Linked DNA regions of Homo sapiens: region 1 is linked to region 2. Evidence: chromatin contacts called from ENCODE Hi-C or POLR2A ChIA-PET data. All regions are on one chromosome and are shown on one strand. Each heading gives the region's core, a stretch centred on a gene start or an enhancer-like site at or near the end of the contact. The rest is flanking DNA. Distances are from core to core; before and after follow the strand shown. Region 1 overlaps TRERF1 (transcriptional regulating factor 1). Region 2 overlaps TRERF1 (transcriptional regulating factor 1).

The links. Hi-C counts contacts between places; a loop is a spot of excess contacts on that map. ChIA-PET counts read pairs that join two places held with the same protein, here RNA polymerase II (POLR2A). Pooled maps may share reads with other maps.
Region 1: a loop to region 2 is called in a pooled map, with 3 times the contacts of the local background. The contact joins two enhancer-like sites. A Hi-C loop is called at or near these places in 3 of 168 maps with a recorded cell type or tissue (CD14-positive monocyte, breast epithelium and transverse colon), 1 of 37 single-sample maps with no recorded cell type and 6 of 50 pooled maps. POLR2A ChIA-PET finds 5 or more read pairs at or near these places in 8 of 52 experiments (BJ, CD4-positive, alpha-beta memory T cell, CD8-positive, alpha-beta memory T cell and 4 more).

The regions. Positions count from the first base shown.
Region 1 is chr6:42,354,778-42,360,969 of GRCh38, reverse strand. All of the region lies in intron 3 of TRERF1 (transcriptional regulating factor 1), which reads left to right. Among named protein-coding and RNA genes, the nearest start is that of TRERF1, 94 kb to the left of the region's middle. Within about 2 kb of position 3,274, at least 4 of the 41 ENCODE cell types and tissues checked have a DNase peak (open chromatin) inside an H3K27ac peak, as active enhancers do.
Region 2 is chr6:42,290,532-42,296,384 of GRCh38, reverse strand. All of the region lies in intron 4 of TRERF1 (transcriptional regulating factor 1), which reads left to right. Among named protein-coding and RNA genes, the nearest start is that of MRPS10, 76 kb to the right of the region's middle. Within about 2 kb of position 4,209, at least 6 of the 41 ENCODE cell types and tissues checked have a DNase peak (open chromatin) inside an H3K27ac peak, as active enhancers do.

The DNA of each region.
Region 1 (6,192 bases), core at 2,025-4,524, 66 kb before region 2:
GGCTGACTACCAAAAATCCTAATTCTGAATACCAGAAAACCTAACTCAGGGGCTCCCACGGCACAATGAATTGATTAATCAGCTCATGTACCTGCCATGTGCAGGGATAGGGTGGACTGCAGGGTGGGTGTGAACCAGCAGCTCAGCAGTATCCTAAACCATCCAGGTTTTTTTTTTTTTTTTTTTTTTTTTTTTTTTAATCTCTCCACTCCTTCCTCCCTGGGTCAGTTCATCCTCAGGCTGGCTTCTGCACCAGACTGGCTCCTGCACCAGGCTGTGGGGAGGCTGGGGGTGTGTAGAGTTCTGGACACTTTGTCAGGGTAGGAGGGAAATAGAACTTGGGAGCCGCAGCTGACATCCACCATACTGTACCACCCATAGAAGTAGAATAATACCTTACTAACTTGGACCAGTCATTGGGGATAATAGTGAGAGGACACTCAACCTTAACTAGTAAAAGTTTGAATCTTCAAGTGTTTTAATGTGGTATAGTGTCAGGCAGGATCTTCCCAAACACATCCTGTTGGAAGCAGTTAGCATCTGTTTTTCAGTATGTCTTAAAACGTACGACCTTCTAGTAGGTTAAATATATCTTCTGAAATCCCGTTTAATTTCTAATTTGCTTATTCAACCTTTTAATAGCCAGAGTAAACACTGAACTCAAATTCTGGGTTGGTGAAGATTAAATTACAGTAATGAGGTTCCTCATTTATAAGCTCATCTATAAAATGGAAATAAGAATAGCACCTACTTTATAGGTTTGCTGTAAGGATTAACTGAGGTGATCTGAGTCAAGCGCTTAGCCCAGTGGATAGCCCAATAAATGTTACCTTTATTAGTGTCATATATTGCCAAATATTGTCACCTTTATGTTTTTATGTGCATGTTTAACTAGAAAATTAATTCTCTTCGTAACAAATATATTATCTGCTGCTGATTAGTTCTGTTAGAGAGGAGGTAAATAAAGGTATTAAAATATTTAGTGTTTATGGATTCTTTTTTTACCGAAGTTTTTTTTTTCTGTTAGAATTCATTTTGGGGGAAGCCTAAATACAGATAAGTTTAAGGAGCATACAACTGAAAATAGATAGAACCTCTAGAATATAGGGATTTTAAAATTTTATGGCAATATGTTCTTATATTCTTAGTTGAAAAATCTCTTAAATAGTTGATGGCCTGTCATGACCTCATGACCTATCCCAGCTGATTTTTGGGGTTTTTTTTGTTGGTTTTTTGGGTGTTTTTTTGAGACGGAGTCTCGCTCTGTCACCAGGCTAGAGTGTTGTGGTGCGATCTCGGCTCACTGCAACCTCCGCCTCCCAGGTTCAAGTGATTCTCCTGCCTGAGCCTCCCGAGTAGCAGGGACTGCAGGCGCACGCCACCGCGCCCAGCTAATTTTTGTATTTTTAGTAGAGATGGGGTTTCACCATGTTGGCCAGGATGGTCTCAATCTCCTGACCTCATAATTCACCCACCTCAGCCTCCCAAAGTGCTGGGATTATAGGCGTGAGCCACTGCACCTAGCGATTTTTTTCCTTATTCTCAGTCTGGAGGCTCTGGAGGGATGAGTGACCCCCGCTTGCCTTTGGTTTCCTGAACCAGCTACACAGTCAGACTGTCCTGGGAGGATGGATGGATTTTCGGATCACTGGGATTGAGTGAGATACTGCAGTACTGAGAAACTAGTCTTGGGCATCCACTTCAGTAGAATTTCAGCTGACAATATGATGAATCATTCCAGAAAGCCTCTGGTGCCACAGGGCTGACCTCTCAGAATCCCAGGAGGGTCAAGCATCTTGATTTGGGGTTCCCAGATTAACGGTGCGGAGAGCACTGGTTGGCACAGGGCCTCCAAAAGCTTTACCACCTGTTCCAGAACCAGGAGGAGGAGGCTTTGACGATGGAGGGGTGAGCATGTAGGGTGCAGCAGGAGAACAGTGTTCCATAGTGGCCAGGAGCTTTGAAGACTACATTCTTCATCCCCACTCCCTGAGTGTTGACTAAAGTTAGACTTCCGTCTTCTGTAGGTTGTTAGTTGCACTTGGGGCTTGCCACCATTTTGATACCTAGATGAGCACTGGTTGACTCCAAATTCCTTGGCTCAGAGAGTGCTGTAAACTAGTGGTTCTCAAATGAAGATTGCCTGGACCCAGAAAGCACTAGGAGAAAAAAAAAAAAAAAAAAAAGCTTTAGGTCATTGACCTAGGGCTCCCAGTCTTTTTTATTTTGCCAAGTTAGGACATTTTAAAAACTCTTAACACTCATCACAAAGCTTTTATGAAAAAACCATCTTGATGCCAAAGTAGTAGGAAAAGATAATATAAGAACAAAACAAAAATCTTTAAATAGAAAACACTCAGCTTTAGGAATAATTTACTACATTGTTCTTATTTTTCTGACATCACCTGTGAAAACTCCACCAAGGGAGGGTGGGCACTGCCCCGCATTTGCCCTCCAGGTGTCAGGTGCCCACCTGGTGATGTGGAGTTAGCTGCTGAATGTGCAACTGTAGGGAAATACACCCTACTTTTTGAAGCCTCACTTGGAGCCTAAGAGTTCTCTAGAGTCATATCTTGATTGGATTTATAAGTTAAAGTTGGGGGAAAATCCATTTTAATACAAGTTTTGATAAACCCAATTTATTTTATAAGGAAGGAGCCGTTTACCCTGCAGTCATTAACTTAGAATTGTTAGTTTAATTTTCCACCAGCAGGAAGAAAATCTTGCAATACCTAAGTAGTTCAAATTAGAAAGTGTGTCAACAGTTTTTCCTTTTCCACTATTTAACCCTAAAAATGATAAATGTCTTCAATTTGATCTGACTTTCAGTTGTATGGTATGCCTCTGTAGGTGGGAAAGGGTGTGTGTGCCAACCCCACCCCCAACCCCCCACATATGCAGAAAACTTGGTTTGATCCCAGGAGCCCCAGAAAGGAAGGGGTGCTTGTGAGAAATGTTGCCGGTAAGTGCTAGTATTAATACTTGTAGCAGTCACTTGCTGGTGTTAGTACTTGTAGCAAAAGTTGCATCTCAGAACTGCCAAAATAGTGTGACTTTTTAAGACGCCTTTTGGAGTCATTAAAAATCCCCAAACATACACCCAACCACCCCTGCCATCCAGAAGCTTAACTAAACATTACTCATTCTGCTTTCATTACACGTCTGCCTGGCTTTGCCACAAACACACTTTGCCTTCCAGTCAGGATTAAGCTTCTGTGTTAGGCCATGACTGGTGTGAAAGTAACCCCTCTGTCCTTGTTGACTGGGACAGAAAGACTGCTCGCTCGCCCGTGTGAAATTGTGAATGGAATCATGGAATCCTGGAGCCAAAGCAAGTTGGTTGCCTTCCTGCAGGACTATCCTAATGCTCATCACCTTGACTGGCAAAAGGTGTCCTAATTCTAACGTTTCATGGGTCTCCTGTAAACAAGGACGTGATCTCAGATGTGGCTTTCTCAATAAAAAGAAGACCATTCTGTGGCACACTAACACCTACAGTTATTGTCTGTTAACCGCATTCTTAGGCAAAGCGTTACCGTTTGAGTCCTTCTAGTAGCCTCATCTGTGCTCGTATGCTTATATGGCACAGTTCTTGCATGTTCTAGCAGACACTGGATTTTTTTTTTTTTTTTTTTTTTTTTGAGACAGAGTCTTACTCTTTTGCCCAGGCTGGAGTGCAGTGGTGCAGTCTTGGCTCACTCCAACCTCTGCCTCCTGGGATCAAGCGATTCTCCTGCCTCAGCCTCCTGAGTAGCTGGGATTACAGGCACGCACCACCATGCCTGGCTAATTTTTGTATTTTTAGTGGAAACAGGGTTTCACCATGTTGGTCAGGCTGGTCTCGAACTCCTGACCTCGTGGTCCATCTGCCTCGGCCTCCCAAAATGCTGGGATTACAGGCGTGAGTCACCGCACCCAGCCAACATTGGGTCTTAATTTGTTCAGACCCCTTACCACTGGTTTCTCTCAAGGCATATCTTGCTCCACGGCAGACGACATTGTGCTTTTTGACAGACATTACCACAACATTCTTGTCTTAGCTCAGGCTGCCATAACAAAATACCATAAAGTGGGTTGCTTAAACAATAGAAATTTATGGGCCGGGCGCAATGGCTCACACCTGTAATCCCAGCACTTTGGGAGGCTGAGGTGAGTGGATCACGAGGTCAGGAGTTTGAGACCAGCCTGGCCAACATGGCAAAACCACGTCTCTAAAAATACAGAAAAATTAGCCAGGTGTGGTGGCAGGCACCTGTAATCCCAGCTACTCGGGAGGCTGAGGCAAGAGAATCGCTTGAACCCGGGAGATGAAGGCTGCAGTGAGCCGAGACTGTGCCACTGCACTCCAGCCTGGGCAACAAGAGCAAGACTCCATCTTAAAAATAAATAAATAAATAAAAATTATTTTTCACAGCTCTGGAGGCTGGGAAGTCCAAGATCAAGGTGCTCAGCAAGGTAAGTTTTATTCTGAGGCCTCTTCTCTTGGCTTGTGAGTGAGAGCCATCTTGCTGTGTGCTCACCTGATCTCTTCCTTGTGCACTCAGAGACAGGAATCTCCTCTTCCTCTTCTTATAAGATCACCCATCCCATCGTGGGAGCTTCACTCTCTTCACCTTACCTAAACTTAATTATCTCTCAAAGACCTCATCTCCGAATGGCATCCCATTGGGGTTTAGGGCTTCAACATAGGAATTTGGGGGAAGAGAAACATTCAGTCCGAAACAACTCTTGAGTCTTTATTTGTGGTGCCTGTGAAGTGCTTATAGGGTCACTGGTCCAGGGGCCCTGCAGTACAGAAAGCCTTAGAGCGACAAGTGTTCCTTGTTGTGGAAGAGGGGAAGCATCCTAGGCTGCAGATGGCACAATAAAATGGGAAGTTGGAAGACCTTTACCACAGAGCTGGAGGTGACCTGGGGCTAGACAGAGGTTCTCCTTGTCTCTCCAGGTCTCAGCTTTCCTAGTTCCGAATGTCAGTGGTAAAGTTGTGGTTGCCAACTTGGTCAGCCTCAATGAAATTTGAATGGTTCAACACATCCAATATTCCATGATCACCTTCTATAACCTTCATGTGCCTCTTAAAAGGAGGCTCTTGGAACCAAAGCCTGGGAAAATGTGTTTTTTTCTGAACACTTTATCATCTTGGGCATTTACTCCCTTTTCATGGGGGAAAGAATGGCCATAAATTATAATAGAGCTGTTCCATTTGAGATCAGTATCTTACATGTCATTCTAAATGTATACTAACATGGTAATGTCCACGTGGACACACACACACTCATACACCCCTGTGCCAGGTGGAATATTTTAAGATATAAAAAGGCCTTTGAAAATCCTTTTAAACTCTCAAGGAACAGATAATTCCTATGTTATATAAACTGTTGCGGGATTGAGAAAAAAGATGGAAAACTTCCAGATCCTTCTTTCAAGCAAGCAAGGCCCTGATATCAAAACAGGCAAGTCCCCAGAGGGAGGATCTATACCAGTCTCACTTAGGAATGTAAAAGTTTTAAATAAAATTCTAGCGAGTAGATTTCAACAATAGAGTATGTGAATGTTCTACCATAACCAAATAGATTATATTCCTGGAATGCAGGAATAGCTTCATATACATATATTTTCCTATGGTTCATATAAGTTGTTCAAATAAAGATATGTAATAACCTCATTAATTCCAAAAGTGTATTCAATCAGTTTTTAAGTTTTTATATACCACTTTAAGAGGAATATATAAAGTGACCAATCTTTAATATTATAAGGAATATCAGGTTCATGCAGCCCACTGCCGCTATATACTTACTGGTGAAACAATAAAGGCATCACTCGTTACCTCTTCAAGTTTTAGTCAATGCAGAGAGTCATAAAATAGTAACTTGGAGAATAAATATTATAAAGAAAAATGACAAAGTTATTATTAACTACAGATTGCTTAGTTGTAGATGAAGAAGACTTAAAGAGTTTTACTAAAAACCCTATTTCTAGATAATGAGCTTGAAACTAAGGATTTGGATTCTTCTCAAATTAGTTCATGAGTCTAGTACCATTCCTCTGAAAGTCCCATCAGGATGTTTTAAATTTCACAAGATGTTTCTATGTCTGCTTGGAAAAATAAATAGATGAGAACATCGGGGGAATTCTGAAAGTGGTTTTGGGGAAAGGGAGTTAGATCTATTGGATATTAAAATATATAGCACT
Region 2 (5,853 bases), core at 2,960-5,459:
TGTTGGTGATGCTTTTAAATTGACAAAGCCAGTTTATAAAATGAGATTAAAATGGAGGCAGAAATCTAATGTAAATGTGGGAATCCCAGCCTCTTTATGATGTTCTTTGAACTGGGGTGTTTTTAAAAATAATCTGAGGGAAGATAGAACGCACTGGTCTGGCCAGTGTTTGTGGAAGATGTAAACCAGGGGTTCTGAAAATGGGGCCTAGACCTCCACACTCCATATCTTGGCCCTCCCGCTGAGCTGTGCCCTGTGTCCTGGTGCCGTGGTGGGGCTGGGGCTGCGTGGACTCACTGTGGAGGTTTCCCTTGCAGGGCCCCCAGATCAAGGGATGGCATTACTGCTCTGAGGACACATTTTCAGCAGTGATGGGGCTGGGGGAGAAGGGTCGTGAATGTCCTTTAGCTCTATTCTTATAGCTGGCATGAGACTTCACTTTTCACGCCCTCTTGTAATAAATGGCTTTATATTACACCTAGACATGTGTCGTTTCCTGATTTGATATCTATCAGGCAACAAGTCTTTTTTTCAAAGCCTGCTATTTATAGTGACTCTGGGCTTTGTATAGTGGGCAAGTACTATAAAAGAATGCATAAAGTTGCTGTGAATCTAAAACTACTCTAAAATTAAAGTCTATTCATCACAAGAGGACTTTGTAACCAAAAAAAATGCATAAAGTCTAAAACATCTTCATAAGATTGTTAGGTACTCAGAGTGGATATCCAAGAGGGAAAAACACGATGCCCTTCAATGGTCAGGGAGGGCTTCCTGGATGAGGCTGGATGATGATTTGAGCTGGTCTTATGGGGCAGCCAAGGTGAGGCTGCTGGAGAAGGAGCCTCATGCATCCTGGGTGTAGAAGTGGTAGGAACTGGGGTTTAGAAAGCCCCACAGATGGCCTTTGTGGTCCCTCTTGGAGCACCATCTCCCATTATCAAAAGCCCTCAGAAGTCCTGCGGCTAACATTTGACACCAGATTTCCCAAGTGTGTTTGACCACTCATAGCTGATGAACATGGAGGTCTTGAATGGGTTTCCACATGGCTTCTGTCTCTCTGACTAATGCTTCAGCTCATCTGGGCTACCACCTCACTTCTGTAAAACAGGGATTGGCAACTTTAAAAGTTCAGCCTCTTGGGAGCACCAAAAAATTATTTGAAGTTCACCTCTTATCTTTTTCCAGGCATTGCTCAAATATTTAGAAGGGTGAAGGTTTCTAGGGGGACTAAGCAGGGACATTGTTAGAGTTAGGGAGGGGGCTTCTTTGTTATCCCAGTCTCCCAAGATGATTGGACATTTCCAGCCCAGCCGAGTGGCCAAGCCTGTTTGCATGGAGTTAAATGCCCAGCCCCACCCCACCCCTTGTTCCCACCAGCAAACCTCAAAGTCTATTAACAGCCTCTGTCCTGATCATGATTCATCCTTCCTGCCCCTTCTGTATTCTGGTTACTCAGAGCCGTGAGCCAAGGTTGATTACTAATGCCATCCAACTGACCTTGCCCATGGAGAGCTTACCTGGTAGATTAAACATTCTTCATCAGATGACACCTCAGGTTGGGTTCTGTTTGTCAGCTAGCTCTGTACATTGCAACAATGGATTGTCCTAGATGCAGACGGAGACCCTTTTCAGGACCAGGAAGTCAGGGGACACATTATCTGAGGAGTTTGGGGTGCCAGGGTTATTGCGGGTATAGAGACAGGAGGTGCCCCAGGCCAAGAGCTCCTGTGCTTAAAGAGCCACATAAAAGTGGTGGAAATATGCTCTACATCAAATCTTCACGTGCTGCCCTGGAGATTGGCCGTTGGCTCCTTCTCACCATTGGTGGAACCTTTCTAAAAACATTTCATTATATTATTATACCAGTCATAGCCATTATTCTATTTTTTTTAATTGCAACATTAAGGCCGGGCGCGGTGGCTCATGCCTGTAATCCTAGCACTTTGGGAGGCTGAGGCGAGCGGATCATGAGACCGGGAGTTCGAGACCAGCCTGGCCAATATGGTGAAACCCTGTCTCTACTAAAATACAAAAAAAAATTAGCCGGGCGTGGTGGCGCACGCCTGTAATCCCAGCTACTCAGGAAGCTGAGGCAGAATTGCTTGAACCCAGGAAGCGGAGGTTGCAGTGAGCTGAGATTGCACCACTGCACTCCAGCCCAGGAGACAGAGCGAGACTCCGTCTCAAAAAAAAAAAAAAAAAAATTACATTATAGCTAGAGCTACCCCTACTTCTTACCCCTAATTCCTACCCCTACTCACTCTCTTCTCTTTTCCAAAAGATGGCAGAACTGAGACTGCAATCCAGACATCCTGACTTCTAGCATTGTTTCCCCAAAGGGCTCAGATCCTTAGGGATCAGGTGTCATTGGTGGGAAACCCTAGTATCTCAATATCCTGATATCCTGGCCCAAGATTGTTCAGTGTCCTGGGACAGGCCAGGCAGGGTCTCAGGGGATTCGTCCAACAGAGGCTTGGAGCTCCTCAGGTCCAACTTTATTCTGCAGAAGGTGAGTCTGAGGTGCAAGGAGGGGAAGTCATTTGCCCAACCAGGTCACAGGGCACATCTCTCTTTCTGTTTGGTCCGGGTTATCTTTATATTGGGTTTGCATTTCCTGAATACACAGCAACAGGGTGGGGGGTGGGTGGAGGACAGGGGAAGTGGGCTTAAAAGAACCCCATCTGAAAATGTTTAGATTTCCTGTGACTGTCCCGTGAAGAGGGAGATAATCTGTGTTCACGGAACTAAGAGGAGAGGGAGAGACTTGGTTCAGGTCCAGGAGGCCAAGAGTGGAGAGAAAAAGGAGGACAACATGAGAGCTATTCAGAGAAAGCTGTGACATTTTTATGGATGAAATAGAAACAAATAGGAGTTTGTTTCTTTGCACTTCAGTGATGTCTTCTTGTTTGTATTTTTGGACAACACTCAAGCCATGTGGAGGCTCTGGCCTCGTTCTAGTAGCAGTGGTTTGTGGTCTTTGGAGGCTCTTTGGCCTGGGACCGGGCGCCTTTGGTTCTCATCTCCCTTGAGTTGGCTTCTACCAGGATGTGTGATCCTTTGGAACTCTCTCTTCCTCCCTCGGAGCTTCCATAGCTTATCTCAAGGTGGAAATAAAACCTCCTGCTGGGCCTGCCTCACAGAGAAATAATGGGTATGAGAGTGTCCCCCACAAACTGTCAGGGTTAGATTGGCCTCGTTTTTTCTTTTTCCACGTCTGTGAGGCTGGCATGAGCTCTGAGGGAGTCAGGAGCTTCCACCAGGGAAGGCCCATGTGCCCATCAGATCAGGTGGCACATGTGGCCACAGAGGCCACTCCAGACCCGATTTCCTGGGACAGCCCTTCCAGGCAGTGTGTCCCCAGTTCCTTAAAGGGGGATGTCATTTAAGCAGGAAAGGCTGTAACTAAAAGTAAGGAAATGGTATATACGGACAGAGTTACTACCAATTTTCTGGAATTGGAGAGCTGGGTACCCTCTTGAAACAGAAAACGAAGTAGAATATCACTTTATCTGGTATCATAGAGGAACTGAAATGACTCCAGCTAACAGGGCCCACCCCTTCTAACTTTTTTAGGTGGTGATACCAGGTAAAGTGATATTCTACTGGATACAATTAAGCTTTAGATTGCCACTAAATAATTGCGTCTCATTTCCTCTTCGGGGGTCTTGAACTGCTTGAGAGCCATATCCCAGAAAGTAGAAAACCACCTTCGTTACCAGTAACACCAAATTAGAGAACTCAGCCTGACCCGTGGCCACACCAATTCCCTCTTTTGCACCCCTTGAATTGCACTGACCAGTGTAGACTTGTAGGCCTCTCTCTCTCGGACTTCCTGCAAGGATGAGCCAGTCATGTGCATGTTTGCATTCTGTTTCCTGCTGTCAGTGAACAATTCTACTGAACGAACTATGGCCTTTCCTTGATGTCTCTGGATCATCATTGTGGATAAAATGAATGTGCCCTGGACACAGGTGCTTTCAGGGGATGTTAGAGTAAGCAAGGTCATTGGTCCCTATCCCAAAGGGCCCAGGCTGCCCTTCTCTCTTCCCTCCTGCGTCCACTCCTGGCAATTTCTGCCCCTGAGCAACATTCTGCTGATTGAAACAAAAGGAGGGCTGAAGGTTGTCCAGGAAACAAATAACCAAACCAACTCAATCATGCCTGAGTCATTGAGCCTGGTCTAAACTGTAACCCACGTCAAAACAAAACAACAGAAACCCCACCCCAGGCAATGAGACTGCTCGAGTCCTCCCTGGGAGCACATGTGTCCTGTACCTTCTCTTGTTTAATCTTCTCAGAAACCCAGAACAGTAGGTATTATTATTACTGTTTTACAGATGTCAAAATTGAGGCTCAAAAGCGAAGTTAGATAGGCCTGCTGGAGGGACTCACTATGCCAGTGGAACGTTGAGATTTGAACCCCAATCTTTGACTCCAGAAGCAGTGCTCTTGGTGTTTCCATGAGGAAAATATTTGTCATCTAATCCATTTGTTTCTCTCCAATGAGATATTCCTGATGAGTAAAAACTTGTCCAGACAGGGCCGGGCGCAGTGTCTTATGCCTGTAATCCCAGCACTTTGGGAGGCCGAGGCGGGTGGATCATGAGGTCAGGAGATCGAGACCATCCTGGCTAACATGGTGAAACCCCGTCTCTACTAAAAAATACACACACAAAAAAAAAAAACAGCCGGGCGTGGTGGCAGGCGCCTGTAGTCCCAGCTACTTGGGAGGCTGAGGCAGGAGAATGGCGTGAACCCAGGAGGCAGAGCTTGCAGTGAGCCGAGATTGTGCCACTGCACTCCAGCCTGGGTGACAGAGCGAAACTCCATCTCAAAAACAAACAAACAAACAACAAAAACGAAACAAAACAAAACAAAAAACTTGTCCAGATAACTGGAGCTTTTAAGCCTAGAACCTTTTTTTTTTTTTTTTAGTGTAAAGTGCATCAGCTTCTTTTTCACACTTCCAAGTTCATGGCTAAACACTAGAGCGTTGAAGTTTGCTAGGAGCTGACAGCCAGATTCATGGGACGTGCCTGTACTACGGCATAGACTTTCTCTCCTTGGCCCTTCAAAAACCAGTGATAAAAGCTGGAAGGATCCTGCAAGGAGGAAGTAGCTTCATGCTGAACAGATCTGCAATGGGAGGACAAGAGGCACCGCAGAGTATCAGAGGGTTGGGGGCTTAGCCCTTCATCACCAATCATGCAACCTTGGGAAGTTCATCCCCTGCATGTTAATTTCCTCCTTTCAAACAGAGAAGACAGTTCTGACCTCATAGGTTTGTTGTGACCTCACAGAACAAAATAGTATATGTCCATTCTTTTTGCAATATTTTCAAGAATGTTATTATGAAATATTTTCTAGAATGTTATTATTGGCCATGAGGACATGCACACCCTTTCACGAATTCTTTGGTGTCCTTCTCAGCGACTTTACACCGGGCCAGAGGGTTCGTGACTGTGGCCCAGGGAGACTGGTCTCCAAGCCGGGAGCTCCACTGATGTCAAGCAAACACACCATGTGGTCACTGGAGCAGGCCACCCCACATCCCAGCACTGATTTCCCCATCCCAGGGCTGTTAAAGAGATGCAATTATGAGCTTTTTACTCTTCTGTTCAAAAAAAAAAAAAAAAAAAAAAAGGAAAGAAATGGAAAAAAGGATAAATTAATTTTCTCTAACCTGTGGCTTTTTTTTTCCTTCTTCTCTCCTTGCTGTGAGATTGCCACTTAACTTTTTTTTAATTAAAAAAAATGATGTTCTGGGTGATGGGACATAATATTTAGACATGTTGAGCTGACAGTTGATGAGTGTGTTGTCAATACACCATCACCACAAATCATGTTCCCAGG